Linked DNA regions of Homo sapiens: region 1 is linked to region 2. The links are chromatin contacts, found by Hi-C in ENCODE. All regions are on one chromosome and are shown on one strand. The core of a region is the stretch at or near the end of the contact, and the rest is flanking DNA. Distances in the headings are between cores, read along the strand shown.

The links. A loop is a pair of places that touch in the nucleus more often than their neighbours do. Pooled maps may share reads with other maps.
Region 1: a loop to region 2 is called in a map of heart left ventricle, with 2.8 times the contacts of the local background. The contact joins two enhancer-like sites. A Hi-C loop is called at or near these places in 3 of 168 maps with a recorded cell type or tissue (heart left ventricle, sciatic nerve and sigmoid colon) and 4 of 50 pooled maps.

The regions. Positions count from the first base shown.
Region 1 is chrX:39,686,340-39,690,022 of GRCh38, forward strand. No RefSeq gene overlaps it. Among named protein-coding and RNA genes, the nearest start is that of MIR3937, 27 kb to the left of the region's middle. Within about 2 kb of position 2,291, at least 12 of the 41 ENCODE cell types and tissues checked have a DNase peak (open chromatin) inside an H3K27ac peak, as active enhancers do.
Region 2 is chrX:39,476,236-39,480,459 of GRCh38, forward strand. No RefSeq gene overlaps it. Among named protein-coding and RNA genes, the nearest start is that of LINC01283, 44 kb to the left of the region's middle. RefSeq lists an enhancer at 1,719-2,261. Within about 2 kb of position 1,601, at least 5 of the 41 ENCODE cell types and tissues checked have a DNase peak (open chromatin) inside an H3K27ac peak, as active enhancers do.

The DNA.
Region 1 (3,683 bases), core at 1,041-3,540, 210 kb after region 2:
TTCTGGGCCTGAACTGACCATGTGGCTTTGCCTGCTCCAACAGGACATTCTCTGAAGGAGGATGGGGCCAGCTTCATGTTCCCCAGCTCAGGAACCTTCAGCAGTGATGAGTCGAGGGTCCCTCTGCCTCCCTTTTGCAGTCTAGGCATGTGGGAAGGTGTCGAGAGCCACCTGCTGCTCTCAACACAGCCAAAGCTGGCCATGACCAAACCCTGGAAAGGGGTGTGGAAGCTGCTTCAGATTCACCAAAGCACCTAGGCTAGGGTGCTGAGGACCAGGTTGGCCTATTCTGTACCGTTGTGACACTCCAACCTCAGACCTGAAGTTCCCCATTCCCCCCCTCCACAAAGCCCCTCCCAGTCAGACGGCAGCATCCATGTCTTCCAGCTGGGCAGGCCGGTGAGGGCAGGTGGGTATACCGCCCCTCCCTCTTGGCACCCACTCTTCCCTGGCTGCCTCATCCCCAAGGCACAAGATTTACAAAGACTAAGATGTAAAGAACAATTGAAAACAGGACCATAAGGGAGGCCAAAGATTAATACACAAACAATGGAATCATGGGAGAGATATTTGGAGCCTCCGTGGAAGGAATATTTGAGGGTGAGGTCTCTCAAGTTCACCAATAGATCACCAATTGGCCATTGAATACTTTTGGTAAAAACCAGGTCCAGGGACAGCCTGTCATCCCCACTGACCCATCAGGAGGGAAGTAGACTGAGACGGGGGTCCTGAAGCTCCCCTGCTGTACCTGCTGTTAACCTTTTCATTGTTGGATGGAGGGGCAGGCGGAGGGGGCAGTGGGGGCAGAGCGGCAGGGCCTGGGAGAGGGGTACTTGGGGAGTTGAGGCTGTTTACCAAGGAGCACAGCGGATTTTGATATTTTAACAGCTGCTACGGCCTGGCTTGAGCAGGCCAGCTTGAGTATGACCCAGGACAGGGTCTCCTGGTGGCTGGGAACCCCCAGGTACACATGACTGCTCTGTAAGGCAGGTTCTCCCAGGCCCCCAGAAAGGAGTCCTCATGAAAGAGGGCCCCTTCTCAAGCACACACACTCTCTGCCACTACCACTGCAGATGCATGGCGTCCTGTAGGGCTAGCTCATGGAGATATCATCCCCACAGGGAGGACAGAATGATTTGCACTGAGCCTGAGCCTCTCAGGCTTGCTCTCTCTCTCTCTCTCTCTCTCTCTCTCTCTCTCTCTCTGGCCCAATGCCTGGTCTTTGAGGCTGCCTTTGTGAGAAAGAGGAGGCCAAGGCCCCCACTGGCTATTCTCTGTGCAGAGCTAAGTAGCCTGGGGGGCTGGGAGGAAGCCCTTGACCTCAGGGGCCCTAAACTGCGGCTGACAGCAGGCAGCAAGGGGGGGCCCTTGGGAATGGCGCTTTATTGAGGAACATTTGTCTTCATTTGGGGCAGTCTACATCTCATCCCACAGGCGTGCCCTGAGGCCCGAGTCTCCCTGACCCCTACCCTGACTGTCTCTGCACTGCAACCCCTGTCCCCTGCACTGGATTGAAGGGGAAGTTGTCTCTTAAAGCTCCTTGGAGCCAAGGTGACAGACGTCAGGGAAGAATAACAGGAAATTCCCTCACACCCTAGAATGCTCCCAGACCCTGCCCAGGAAAAGAGGCTTAAGATAGGGATGGGCACCTCACAGACTCAGCCCCAAAGACCTGGGTCCTCCCTGGCTAAGTGATTCTGCTAATTCCCACTCAAATTCAGCATAATAGTCATAGGTTTGGATAATGAAAAAATATGTACCTATGGTTTTCAGTATGCAAACTAAAGAATTAAATCTCCTCAAAATAATTGTGGTTGGTCAGGAGGCCCCCAGACACTGTCTTCTCTCTCATAGAAAGAGACTCTGGTGGAAAGGACTCTGCGAAGGGGCTTTAGAACCTGAAAATATCAGAGTGCAAGATTGTGGTGTGTTTTTCTTTTCCTGAAAAAGTCAGGATATTTAAAATGTTAGAAGACCACGAACTATGCCCTAGATGCTGCCACAAATCTGAGGAGCTGTTAATAAATCATCTCACCTCTCTGTGCCTCATTTTCCAATTTTTAAAAAATTGCCTAATCATCAAAGAGGCCCGGAAGCTAGGCTACCAAGGCGCGACGCTGTTTACACCCCAGACCCAGGTTCTCAGCTCGGCTTTGCTTGGGAAAGGCTCGGAACCTGTCTGGGCCTGGGGGTTTAGCACAGAAGGCTTTGGTTAGCTGCACTGTGCTGAGCGCAGCTCTGCAGCGAGGTTTAGGGAGCTGCGGTGCGTTAGGCACAAGGCACGTGGCGCGCCTCGCTCCAGCACTTTGCAAACGCACAGCAGCGCAGGGCCAGAGCGGCTGGCCCCCAGGGGTGGGGGCGACCAGGGACAGGAGGTCCCATATGGTGTCGTCGCGTTAAAAACGTAGGTCCTAAGGGGCGAGCCGCGTCCGACCTCCGCGCCCCTGCCCGACGCGGCGCCTCGCTCGCCGGCCCCGCTCGCTGGATTCATTTCCATCTGGAGCGCGGCGCGTCCCAACCGCCCTTATCTCGCCGCCGCCGCGGCTCTGCAGGCGCGGGCGCCCCGGGCTCCCTCCCTTCCTCTCCCCTCCCCCGCCCGCGCCTTTGTCTGGCCCGGCGGCGCGCTCGGAGCCAGCAGGGCGGGTAATTGGCGGCCGGAGGAGGCGAACGGCCCGGCCCGGCCTCCGCTAATGAGCGGGCGGAGCCGCGGGGAGGGCGCGGCAGGGCTCCGGCGCGGAGCCGGGGAGGGAGCTTCCGTGGCCGCGCGGACCCCGGGATGGCTCTCCGAGTCCCGGCCGCCCCCTCCCGGGCTGTGGCGGGGACCGGCGCCCTGAGGGGCATCCCTTCCTCCTCCCCTCTCCCTCCCCTATCCCGTCCCCGGCGCGCTCCAATTACCCTGCGGCCGTGCCAAGGCCTGCGGCTGCCCCCGGGCCGCCCCCGCGTCCCCGGAGAAATGCCAGGGACAGAACGCGCGGGCAGGAGGGCAGAAGGAGGCGGCTCCCTGGGGGCTTCGCTGCGCTGCAGGGGACCCAGGCGACCCTGGGGCACGGCCACCGTTGTTGTGGTGGGGGGGCACCCCCGGGGTCCGATGCCAGAGAGCTCTCTTAGGGAAGCCCTCAGGCAGCTGCGAAACCTGCTCCAGCATAGATGGTGATAAAACCCACCCTGGTTTCTAAATTAATTATACTCAATCCGCCTCGCTCTGCCGGCCCCGAGCTACACTTGTGTATCGAAGGGCGCGGTAGCCCCTCGGTGGGGGTGGAGGGGATGCTCTGTTGTTGGCTCCGAGAAACCCCCTTTCCAGGACTGTGTGCGGGAAGTGACAGAGGCCAGCGGAGCTTTAAGGAAAATAGGGGCAGGAATAGGGGACAGAGGGAAGCCTTTCTCCAGCCAGTACCCCCGTCGACTCCCCCTCCTGGAAGCCCGCCCTGCTGCCATCACTGGCCCGAGGACCCCGGCTCCAGGAGCGGGTCCCGCTTCCTGCGGTGCAGTACTCAATTGTCAGGATTTCTACAACAAACTGGCCCTTGTGCCTCCATGCTCAACTTTCGCTTATCTCCATTGAGCCCGGCTCCGTCTCCATTCCCGCCGGTGCTTTGTTCCCTAGCTGCGTTCTGGGTTCTTGAAGTCACTAATGCTTAGCATTAACAGGATCCTTCGTGGCCGCCCTTTCAATCGTGGCT
Region 2 (4,224 bases), core at 351-2,850:
TCCAAACCTGGTAGTCATGGGTCCTTGGAATAAGGCAGCTTGTGGGCTTCCTGCTCTGAAAAGGGCTGAGGGACTCTGCCTCATGTAACTCCAGAGAGCACATTTGGGGTCAACAGAATTTGTACTCAGCCTAGAGAAGAAGGTAGAGGGTTGTTGAATCAATGCTTTCGTGATAGTGACTGGAGAGGAAGAAAAAGAAGGGGGAGATCATGAAGGGGAGAAATAGGAAGACGGGAGTAGCTATGGCACCTCCTACATGTGCACACTCACACATGCATGCACACACGCAAGGGCTTGAGAAGGGGAGAGAAATTGCTTCTGTTCTCAGAAAATCCCTTAGAGAATCCTCCCCAGACGCCATCTTCTCTAGAAACATAAGGTTCTCACACGCGGGCACGCATGCACACACAGTCACACAGAGGCACACGTGTCACTACAGGGACTGGGCTGCTTGGCTCACACTCCGCTGGCTGTAGAATGACACAGCAGTGCTGGGAAGGGAGTGGGAAGAAGCCGGCTGCGGAGGGGGCCTGGGCAGCTTCATCTGTGGCCACCCTTTGTGGAGGGCCCATGCCGTCGTCTGTGTGTGGACGGATGGGAGCTCAGTCCTCCCTGCTGGCTGGCCTGGGCAGGCACCCTCCCCAGATGTCAACGCTAATGCCTTGATAAACAGGGAGCTTGCTGGAATGTGGCTGTTAATTGGGGATAGAGCAGCAGCCTTTAGCTCTGGGAGCAATGGTTAATGACGGGCCCGCTGGGGGAAGCCGCAGACGTTTGCCACTGTTCGAGTTCCGTCCTCTCTGCTTCTTAAATAGCAGTTTATCTAAAACTTGAAAACACTTTCCTGGGAATAATTATTTCTTGGAAGCTGTGAGACTGCTATCAGATTTCATAGCCTGCTGTCGGGTCGACCTTCTATAGGCCAAGGGGCCGGCTGCCTTTTGGGGGACAGTTTCGCTTCTTCTCTTCCCCCTTCCAGCTTTCCTGGGTCCCAGCTGCACAGCCACTGTGGGCACCTTTGGAGAGGCTTCCGGGCTAATATAGGGCTGAGCAGGAGCTTCACTGAATGAAAGTAGGCCAGGAACGGAGGACTGGAGAGAATTTCAGACTTCCAGGGCCAGACTCTCCTAGTGTCACCTAAACCCACCGAAAAGCCCTGTCAGGGTCCTCTCTTCTGACTTCGGCTCAGCTCTACATCTTCTGATCGGAGAGTGTGAGGGAACAGGAGCTGTGGTCACCAAAAGACCCTCTGTGGGCCCCGTTTCTTCCTCAGAGGCTGTTTCCAGAACAGCGAGCTTGCAGCAGCAGGGGGAAGCATGGGGACGAAAGAGGGGCACCCAAGGACCCACCAGCTGTAAGGCAGGAGCTGTTCTGACAGAGGGGGCGCCCGTGAGCTGGGGCCGCTCTTGGCTTCTGCACTTGGGCCCTGACTCAGCGGCTCAGGCTGTGATGGAGGAGTGGGAATCCATGCCCAAAGCTGACCCCTCGGATGTCCTCCCAGGGTCAGGCCAGACCAGACCATGACAGGGCGCTCAGCCTGGAAACATGGCAGCGGGCATCCTCCTCGTTGGATGTGGAGGGCAGTGACACAGGTGGTTAAACTCAATACGCTGGCCACAGGCCAGCCTTCCGGCTTGGCAATTACACACTCTCCCTGCTGCCCCGTCACCTCCCTGTCAGGCAGCTTTAATGCCGCTCGCCTCTTCCTGTCAGCAAATGTTTGTGTGTGGCGTTGCTGGGTGACAGTTGAACAGGGCTTGCATTTTCCTGGCCCCTAGGCCCCCGAGGGAGCCTTCCCTCTGCGGGCTTTACAAGCCTTCCAAGTCAACGCCGTGCGAGTCACAGCATGGAGGGGCACAGGCCCTCGCCCAGCTCCTGGAGAAAGGGTCACTCTGGCCAGATCCACTGAGGGGGACCGGAAAGTGGAGCCAGACCTTTCTCATGCTCCCAGCTCCCAGGGGAACTGATCCATTAGACCCCCTTCTCAGCTACATCTAGGGAGACAGCAATTCATTTTACCAAATGCTTTGTAAAGACAGAAGCCACAACTCCAGTCCCAAGTGAGGTCACATGTGGTCCCTGCCCATGAGAAGCTGGACAGTAGGTTGGACCACCAGGCATTCTGTAAACACAGTAAATGTAAGGAGACACCCCAAGGTTTAGAGAGAAACTCAGATTCCAAGCCAGGCTCTGTCAACCACCAGCTATGTGGTCTCAGCACCTTGCACCACCTCTCTGGGCCTCTGCCTCCCTATCTGTGACACAGGGTGGTAATAACAACCCCTACCTTTTTCAAACCCTATGGGGCTTCTTTCTTATTGTGTGCACGGAGAAGCCACAGTGGAGATGCCAGAAGCGGGAAAGGACCCCCTAACCAAATGGGGAAAATGCAGGGGATTAAGTGAGTCAGAGATCCTAGGAAAATGAAACGAGCTAATGGAAAATGTTTTTATTTGGTGGTAAGGAGAGTGGCTTGAGAGAGTGGAGCCTAATGGGAGAAGATGCTGAAGAATTAAAATGATAACTGATGGGCCAGGGTGGACAGTGCAGGCCTGGAGCAAGAAGCAGCAAAAACACATGTCATCAGGCCATGCAGACCTGAGTCCAAGTGTTTGCTAGCTGTGTGACCTTGGGCAAGTTGCTTGATCTCTGTGAACCTCATCCAGCAAATCTACTTCCAGTCCTCACCTCATAGGGTGGCTGTGGGGGTTTCACAAGGCTTGGCATGCAGTGCACATCTAGTGAGTTAGGCCCTTGGTCTGCTTGGAGAAAGGGGACAAAATCAAGTAATCTCACAAGGGCAAAGGCAGTCAGTGCCAAAGGCACAGGAACAGGTGCATGGGGGCTCCAGTGGGGAACAAGTATCTGGGACTGGGGCAGCCGGGGGCCATGTGTTAATCAGGATTCTTGTGGTTGCAAGTGACAGAAACAGACTTGGAATGAGCAGCAAAGCAAATGTAATGGTGCAGGTGGGATGAGGATGGGGGTATTGAAACAGAGGTGTCAGTGCCCCATCCACATGCACTGGAAGGTGGCTGGTGAACACCAGGACTTTTCTTCTGGCCACTGGAGCACTTTTGGCCCATGCACAGGACCAGCCAGAAGTTCCAGAGAGTTAATGCCCCCAGAGGCAACCTTTGACCAAGGATGGTCAAGAAGCTGAAGGATAAATACCCCATCTCCCTCGTTCTCAGACAGGTACCTTAAAGGCATGTTTCACACTAGTTCCCAGAGTTCCCTAACTGGATTGAGCCTCAGTTGCCCAAAGGGTCATTGGCTTATTTATTCACTCAGTCGTTATTGGCTTCCTTCCCTTCCTTGACTTCCTTTCTCCCCTATGTGTGGCTTCCTGGGCCCATTTTACAAATAAACTACTTAAAATCAAATCTTTGTCTCAGCATCTGCTTTTGGGGACCCAAACTAAGACAAATAGTGAGGCTTCAGGTTTGGCTAGTTCTAGATGCTTAAGCAATGCTCTCAGGTATCTGTTCTTCTCCATCTCTTAGCTCAGCTCTCTCTTCCTCTTACCCCCATCCCAGATGAGGAGAAGAGATATTCAAAGTATTTACAGAAAGATAGATAAAAATTATACTCCATCCCCAGGGTACGGCTAAGCATCCTCTGGAATGATAGCTGGCAAGAAAAGACAGAAAAACATAAGAGAGACAGAAATAAATAGATTAGGAAAAAGACAGAGTGCCCACATTTCTCCCCTTGGCACCTGGCTTGTGGAAAAGCACTGGGCCACTGGGAGATACCACAGAGGGGGCAGACATGTTTGTGCTTGAAAAGAAATAGTTATAAGAGAGCAATGCAATCACATCCTGACGGATGATTGTGAAAATGCAGGTGTGTGCATGTGTATGTTTAGTGACGAACTGGCTCATGGGAGCAGAAGGTGCCCTGTGAGCTGGGAGGTGAGATCCCAAGGCAGCTTGGGTGGGAGATCCTGGGTGTGAAGCCCGAGGCAGAGGAATTGAAAGCAGGAGCTCTGGAAACTGAGAGCTCGGCTGAAGGAGCAGAGATTAGGGTGACTGACCATCTCTATTTGCCTGGGATTGTCTCAGCTGAAGCACTGAAAGAGCTATGGCCTAAGAAATCCTCCCATCCCAGGCACACTGAGACAGTTGATCACTCTAGCTGAGATGCTTTAATATAAGCTCCCAGGAGAACATATATTCTGAGCAGAAGAGCAGGGCAGAGCCCACCTAGATGGAACAAACA